Linked DNA regions of Homo sapiens: region 2 is linked to region 1. Evidence: chromatin loops called from intact Hi-C (ENCODE). Cell type or tissue: transverse colon. All regions are shown on one strand. Links, peaks and the distances in the headings refer to the core of each region. The heading gives the core; the rest is flanking DNA.

Region 1 (4,400 bases), core at 258-4,257:
CTGAGAAGCACTGAGAACTGCAAATTAAAACAAAAAATACCACACACACCTATCAGAATGGTGAAAATCCAAAACACTGACATTAAGTCCTGGCAAGGATGTGTGGTAACAGAAACTCTCATTTACTGCTGGTGGGAATGCAAAATGGTATGCTTTGCGACCAGGCACGGTGGCTCACGCCAGTAATCCCAGCACTTTGGAAAGCCAAGGCGGGAGGATCACCTGAGGTCAGGAGTTTGAAACCAGCCTGGCCAACATGGTGAAACCCCGTCTCTACTAAAAATGCAAAAATTAGCTGGGCATGGTGGCACGTGCCTGTAATCCAAGCTACTCGGGAGGCTAAGGCACGAGAATCGCTTGAGCCAGGGAGGTGGAGGTTGTGGTGAGCTGAGATCACGCCATACTGTACTCCAGCCTGGGTGACAGCGAGACTCCATCTCAAAAAACAATAACAACAACAACAACAACAAAAATGGTATGCTTAGGGTGACAGTTTGATAATTCTCACACAACTAAACATATTATTACCATTTGATCCAGCAATTGCACCCTTTGGTATTTACCCAAAGGAGTTGAAAAATACATCCAACCAAAACCCAGAAACAAATGTTTACAGGAGCTTTATTCATGACTATCGAAATGTGGAAGTAACTATGGTGTCCTTCGATAGGTAAATAGATAAACTACAGTATATCAATGCAAATGGAATGTTATTCAGCACTAAAAAATAAATGAGCTATCAAGCCATGAAAAACATGGAGGAACTTTAAATACATATTACTACATGAAAGAAGCCAATCTGAAAAGGCTACATACTGTATGATTCCAAATATGCAACATTCTGCAAATGGCAAAACTATGGAGACAATAGAACCATCAGTGGTTGTCAGGTGTTGGGGGGAGGGATGAACAGATGGAACACGGAAAATTTTTAGAGCAGTAAAACTACACGTATGATACTATAATGGTGGATGCATGTCATTATACATGGCAAATCCATGTACAACACCAAGAATGAACTCTAAGATAAACAGTGGGTTTGGGGTGATAATGTTTTGGCAATCGTTGAATATTTCAATGTGGGTTCATTAAAAAAAATTAAATGTAGCTCTATCAAAATTCTAGCTGGCTCATTTGCAGAAATTGACAGTTGATCCTAAAATTCACATGGAAATACAAGGGACTAAGAATAGCCATAACAATCCTGAAAAGGGAGAACAACAACAACAAAAAAGACTCACACTTTCTGATTTCAAACCTTACTTATAAAGCTACAGTACAGTACTAGCCTAAGGACAGACATATAGACCAATGGAACAGAAGAGTCCAGAGATGTACTCTCATATTTATAGACAACTGATCTTTGGCAAGAATACCAAGATAATTCAATGAGAAAAGAAAACTATTTTCAACAAATGGTGCTGGAACATCAGGCTAGTCACATGCAGAAGAATCAAGTTTGACCCCCTCCTTGAACATACCAAAAGCTCCCCAAAGAAAAAAATAGACAAACTGGTTTTTATCAGGATTAATCACTTTTGTGCTTCCAAAAACACCAGCAAGAAAGTGAAACACAGCTGGGTGCAGTCGCCCACGCCTGTAATCCCAACACTTTGGGAAGCCAAGGTAGAATTGCTTAAGCCCAGGAATTCAAAGCCAGCCTGGGAAAAAGAGTGAGACCTTGTCTCTGCCAAAAAGACAAAAATTAGCCAGGTGTGGTGGCATGCACCTCTAGTCCCAGCTACTCAGGAGGCTGAGGCAGGTGGATCGCTTGAGCCCAGAGTTTGAGGCTGCAATGAGCTATGATTGTGCCACTGCACTCAAGCATGGGCAACAGTGTGAGACCCTGTCACTAAAAAGAAAAATAAAAAATTAAATGTAACAAACTTATCCAGAGTACAAACTGCTGAGTCTCTATGTCAGCTATAATGTACACATTGCATGATATATAAGTAGTAGAAACATATATATACATATTATATAGCATATTAATAGTATTAAAAATAATATAGTTCCTCTTTACAGATACTATGTGATAATTAAATAAAATAATGTATGTTATGCATTAAACAGTATGTTGGGGGCAATGTAAACACTCCCCTCACCAATGTATAAGCTATTGCTTTTCTATGCAAGTATTCTATTCAAGAAAGAGCCTATAATGAAAAGAAAATTGGAGCTATGTTTTTTTCTCCCAGAGTAAAGTTAGTAAGAGCCAGCATATACTTATGTGCTATTCATTTGAAAAAGGAACTAGGCTGGGTGCTCATGCCTGTAATCCCAGCACTTTAAGGGGCCAGGGCAACCTGAAGTCCAGACCAGCCTGGCCAATGTGGCGAAACTCTGCCTTTACAAAAATACAAAAAAATGGCCGGGTGCAGTGGCTTATACCTGTAATCCCAGCATTTTGGGAGGACGAGGTGGGCAGATCACTTGAGTCTGGGAGTTCGAGACCTGCCTGGCCAACATAGTGAAATCCCCTCTCTACTAAAAATACAAAAATTAGCAGGGAGTGGTGGCACACGCCTGTAATCCTAGCTACTTGGGAGGCGGCTGAGACAGGAGAATCGTTTGAACCCAGGGGATGGAGCTTGCAGTGAGCCGAGATCCTGCCACTGCACTCCAACCTGGGTGACAGAGCGAGACTCCATCTCAAAAAAAAATTAAAAATACAAAAAAATTAGCCAAGCATGGTGGCATACACCTGTAGTCCCAGCTACTCGGGAGGCTGAGGCACAACTGCTTGAACCTGGGAGGCAGAGGTTGCAGTAAGTGGAGATCGTGCCAATGTACTACAGGCCTGGGCAACACAGCAAGACTCCATCTCAAAAACAGAAAAAGAAAAAGGAATTCATTCAAGGAAGCAAGGAATATCTAACTCTAATCAAGGAGACCATGTTTTATTCTTTGATTTAAAAAAAAAACTATAACCTAATCAACAGAATTATCTCATGAATGTGCCAACACAAAGGGGGTTAAAGTTTTAGGGGGAACCCCCCAATATTCATCAATGCCACATTTTGGTCACCAAAGAGGTATGCTTTATTGTGGAACATATTTTTCCACTGTTTCGATAAATTATTTAGGATGATCCGATTGATCGTGTAGAGCTTTAAAATCCTCACATCCTTTGATTTAGCAATTCCTTCCCTTTTTTTTTTTTAGAGATGGGACCTCACTATGTTGTCCAGGCTAGTCTCCAATTTCTAGGCTCAAGCAATCCTCCCGCCTCCACATCCCAAAGTGCTAGGATTACAGGCATGAGTCATTGTGCCTGGCAAGATCCAGCAATTCCTAAAAAAATTTATACAAATAAAATATTCTAAAACAAGAAGTGTTTTATCGATTAAACATTCATAGTATTATTTAAAATATCAAGAAAGCAAAAATAATGAAGTGTTGAGCAAATTATAGCACCCTAAACATTCTTCTTCATAAAATTTATGGCAGTGTATTTTATATCCATTTACCTACATCCCTCTCTAGAACGCGGGTACAGAGAACATGGAGATCATTTTACTTATCTTCACATTCTAGGATCTAACACAATCTCTACTTTCCTTCTATTCTTTATTTCGTTTCCCCCACCTCCTTTTTTTTTTTTTTTTTAAGAGACAGGATCTTGAGGTTGCCCAGGCTGGAGTGTAGTGGTGTGATCATATCTCACTGTTACCTCGAGCTCCTGGGCTCAAGTGATCCTCCTGCCTCAATCTTCCAAGTAGCTGGGACTACAGGTGCATGCCACCACACCTAACTTTTTTATATTATTTGTAGAGATGGGGTGTCAGTATTCTGCCCAGGCTGGTCTCAACCTCCTTCCCTTAAGGGATCCTCTCACCTTGGCATCCCAAAGCACTGAAATCACAGGCTTGAACCCCTGTGCCCGGCCTTATTTTCTAAATATTATGCAGAGAACAATTACCATTCTTTTTTATTAGTAAAATATACTTTAAACTCCTACAAATCAAGTTTTTAACAGACAGACAACCCAATTAAAAACTGGACAACGTCGGGCGTGGTGGATCGCATCTGTAAACCCAGCACGTTGGGAGGCAGAGGCGGGCGGATCACGAGGTCAGGAGTTTTGAGACAAGCCTGGCTGACATGGTGAAACCCCATCTCTACTAAAACTACAAAAAAATTAGCCGCGCGTGGTGGGCGCCTATAATCCCAGCTACTTGGGAGGCTGAGGCAGGAGAATCGCTTGAACCTGGGAGGTGGAGGTTGCAGTGAGCCAAGATCGCGCCACTGCACTCCAGCCTGGGCAACAGAGCAAGACTCTCTGTCCCCCCCAAACACACACACACACACACACACACACACACAAACTGGACAAAAGACTTCACAAAAGACAATACCCGAAAGGCCAAAAAGCACTTGAAAAGGTTAACTCTACTACT
Region 2 (4,400 bases), core at 71-4,070, 380 kb before region 1:
AAACTCACTGACTTGCTATGAATCTCTCACAGCTAAAAGTGAGGTCTCCTTCTGAACTTATTAATATACAGCATGCCATATTACTTTTCTTAAGGCACTTATTATTTCTATCTTACATGATAATAACGTATGTGCATGTCTCATCACTTCTCCCAAAGGTAGTTTCTGACTCATCCTTGTCCCCACCACCCCAACTCAATATGCTACCCTTGCTACACTGTACTTTGCAAAGAACATTTAACATGTTGATGGTAGAAGACCTGGGGACAATGAACGTGGACAAATGTCACAACAGTTCCTCTCCTTTACGCATAAATGTAAACACTGTTTCCACATTGAGAGACATGTTAGTTCATTTCCAAGTGCATATGAGGTTGCACACATAGCCAGTGTTGTACCTTCGACCATCTACTACTGGCACACAGGAGGAAAACTTGACAGGCAAACTAACCCATGAAGACAGGAATCACAAGACGCTGGTTCTAGGGCATGGGACAGACAGGAAAGGGACAGGAGGGAATTTTGCAGGAAGATAACAATGCTTCATATTTTGATTGGGATATTAGTGACAAGGCTGTAAATAAATGCAAAGACTCAACTAATTATACACTTAAAATATGTGTTTTTTACTGGAAGAAAATTATACGTCAATAAAAGTAAATTAATAAATAGTACTTGACAAAATTCTACGAAGATACACTAATTACAACAGTTACAAAATAGGAAATGATAGCAGCAACTCTCACTCACTCCTGTAGTTTTTTTTTTAAGGCATTCTTGCTATGTTGGCCAGTCTGGTCTTGAACTCCTGACCTCAAGCAATCCTCTGGACTTGGCCTCCCAAAGTGCTAAGATTACAGGTGTGAGCCACTGCATCTGTTCAGATTTTTATTTTTATTTTTATGAGACAGAGTCTTACTCTGTCACCTAGGCTGGAGTGCAGTGGTGCAATCATAGCTCACTACAGGGGCACACCACCACACCCAGCTAATATTTTTGTATTTTTTGTAGTGACAGGGTTTCACCATGTTGCCCAGGCTGGTCACTAACTCCTGAACTCAAGGGATCTGCCTGCCTCAGCCTCTCAAAGTGATAGGATTACAGGTATGAGCCACCGTGCCCCGCCTTTCTTTTCTTTAAAAAAAATTTTTTTTATACAGGTAGAGTCTCACTATGTTGCTCAGGCTGGTCTCAAATTCCTGGCCTCAAGCAGTACTGGGATTACAGGTGTGAGCCACCACACCCAGAATGTAGTCTCCTTTCTATTTAAGAGAGCACGGACTCCTAAAGCCATCCTGATAGCATTTAATGTACTAGAGACCCTTCCCCAGTTACTGCCTTGGGACACTCAATAGCCCCAAATGTCATTATGCTTCCAGAAAGCTACACCAACAAAAACTCTTGAGTAGTCACAGACTCACAATAATGGAGAAATTTTCCCCATCACTCATCCTTCAAGTTATCATAGATAACTATCTCATCCTTCCCTCCTTTCCCTGTCAGTTACAGATGGTCTCATTTTGAGCATCAGATTTAATGTCTATTGATTCAATATACAAAAATATATCAGTAAACAAGGTAATGGTGATTTTGGGGGTCTCTCCAAGATCCTGGGAACAAGGCTGCCTTCCCTTAAAGAAAAGAGACATATATCAAAACAGAGATATATACAAGATCATCTTTAAGAGATGGAACAGCCTGGAGATCATTATACTAAGTATTTTAGAACTAGAGAAAGAAGGCCAGAACTAATATCAGAAGGCAAGGATAGAAGTTTTTTTGACCCAAAGATTAAACCTGTTACATTCTGGTAATAGGTATGTCTCTAACATGGAGATACTGCATCTTGATGTCAATATCTAATGCCACTAAATACCTATAACATATAACTTTGGTCTGATGCTGCTTATAATTTGGCATCCCAAAGAGTTTGCATTCAGAGAATAAATGTATCAGTTAGATAGCCTAAATGTAGAGTCTTCTTAAGTTATATTTCTTGTTGTGAATTAATAAATTGGAATACTGATTCATATAATGGTGACCACTGTGTACATTTAGTGAATATTACTATGTCAAACACCTCCATAAACTTTAGCTTTTTGTTATCATTTACTGAGCACTTATGTGCCAGACACTGTGCTAGTGCTTTAAATACTATTTTATTTAATTCTCACAATGATCTTATGATATTGGTTCTTTTATCATACCCATTTTATTTAGTTTTATTTATTTATTTTTTTGAGACAGAGTTTCACTCTTGTTGCCCAGGCTGGAGTGCAGTGGTGTGATCTCGGCTCACTGTAGCCTCTGATTCTCCTGCCTCAGCCTCCTGAGTAGCTGGGATTAAAGGCATGCGCCACCAAGCCCGGCTAATTTTGTATTTTTAGTAGAGACGGTGATTCACCATGTTAGTCAGGCTGTTCTTGAACTCCTGACCTCATGTGATCCACCCACCTCAGCCTCCCAAAGTGGTGGATTACAGGCGTGAGCCAACATGCCTGGCATGTTATACTCATTTTATAACTGAGGAATCAGTGACAGAAAGGTTGGAGTAACTTGTCCACAGACTCACAGATAGCAAGTGAGAGAAACAGGATTTGAACCTAGGTATGGATCCAAAGGTACATTTGTACCACAGTCACTATAAACCTGGTTAATTTAAGTCTTCCTTAAAGGTTTTTCTCAACCACAAAGGCTGGGTGTAAAATCAGTGATCTTTCTGAATTCAGAGGAGTATGTCACCCTGTAAAGCCTCTCAGCAGTGCCTCAGAGGGCGGTAATGCTGACTTCTGAACCATCTCTAGCATGTAAATTCCTAGGTCACTAGATTACAAATACATGTCCACATCCCTTATCCCAAGACCTTTGGATCAGATGTGTTTTGGAAATGACAATTTTATTTATTTATTTATTTATTTATTTTTAAAGTAGAGATGGAGTGTTACTCTGTTGCCCAGGCTGGCCTTGAACTCCTGGCCTCAAGTGATCCTCTCACCTTGGCCTCCCAAAATGCTAAGATGACAGGCATGAGCCACTGTGCCCAGCCTTCACAATTTTAGAAAGGTAAGACAATTTGGGTTGGGTGTGGTGGGTCATACCTGCAATCCCAGCATTTTGGGAGGCCGAGCCAGGAGGATTACTTGGGCTCACAAGTTCAAGACCAACCTGGACAACATGGTGAAACCCCATCTCTACAAAAAATACAAAAATGAGCCTGGTGTGGCAGTGTGCACCTGTAGTCCCAGCTACTTGGGAGGCTGAGGTGGGAGGATGGTTTCAGCCTAGGAGTCAGAGGATGCAGTGAGCTGAATCATGCCATTGCACTCCAGCCTGGGTAATAGGGCCAGACTTTGTCTCAAAGGGAAAAAAAAAAAAAGAATGAAGTGGCATCCAGGAGAGGTGGCAAATGCCTATATTCCTAGTTACTGGGGAGGCTGAGGTGGAAGGATTACTTGAGCCTAGGAGTTTGAGGCTACAGTGAACTATGATCATGCCACTAAACTCCAGCCTGGATAACGAAGCAAGACCCTGTCTCAAAAAAAAAAAAAAAAAAAAAAAAAACAAGAGAGAGAGAGGAAGGAAGGAAGGATTGATTTTAGAAAGGATACACACACACACACACACACACACATATACATACATACAGTACATAAATTGTGTCACCTGCAGTGAGGTCTAGGGTAGCCAAGGATATTAATTCCACAACCAAGCATATTAATATATCTATAGTACAACAAACAAATATTTACACTAAGCATGATAAAGATTATAAATAGCCACACATCAGTTCAAGATAGGCTTTACTTCCAAATGAGCGTATCATAAATTTAGGGGGAAAAATCTTTTTAATTCAGGGCTGTAGAGATTTCAAAATTGCAGGCAGAGGATTGTGGACATATGGACTTTGATCTAGTGGCCTATAACATTGTCGAGTCTCAGGTTTTTCACTGTTTTTAAAAAAGGATAATTTTATCTTCAAGTCAGAATTTCAGGACAACAGGTGAGTGGAGAGAACCACTTTCACGGAGCTCAATTAAGCACAGCCATGATGACTTAGGGTTTTTGCATCCCTTATAAAGTTAAATATTAAAAACTAAATAGTAGCCCAAGTTCTGCAAACTACTGATAGCATGTTAGTAATATATGCTGCACCTTGAAGGAAATCAAAATATACCACCCCAAAATATACTTCTTTGGCATATTTTGAGATAGCTATTCTCAGAGGGGCTGCAGACACGAGAATAACTCTGAAAAGCTGTACTTTGGTAGGGGAGACTTGTATCTGCAGAGGTAATCTACATTAGTGGAGTAACAGCGAGGTGCAAACACCTTTTTCTGAGACCTCCTTATCTGCCTTATCTAATCTAGGAAGATTACCTCACAGGAAAAGGAGACCAAAG

What was found. A loop is a pair of places that touch in the nucleus more often than their neighbours do. Peaks named below come from ENCODE experiments on the same cell type or tissue, not always from the same donor. Only the 100,000 strongest peaks of a DNase experiment are listed, where the experiment ranks them.
Region 2: it touches region 1 in a loop (7-fold over the local background); 1 of 110 quality-filtered maps calls a loop at or near these places.

What each region holds. Positions count from the first base shown.
Region 1 is chr1:51,252,732-51,257,131 of GRCh38, reverse strand. All of the region lies in intron 1 of RNF11 (ring finger protein 11), which reads right to left. Among named protein-coding and RNA genes, the nearest start is that of RNF11, 19 kb to the right of the region's middle. In transverse colon, for the core only: no CTCF peak of the experiment used is centred there; no DNase peak of the experiment used is centred there.
Region 2 is chr1:51,635,314-51,639,713 of GRCh38, reverse strand. All of the region lies in intron 1 of OSBPL9 (oxysterol binding protein like 9), which reads right to left. Among named protein-coding and RNA genes, the nearest start is that of OSBPL9, 20 kb to the right of the region's middle. In transverse colon, for the core only: no CTCF peak of the experiment used is centred there; a DNase peak (open chromatin) is centred at 2,398; H3K27ac peaks cover 352 bases.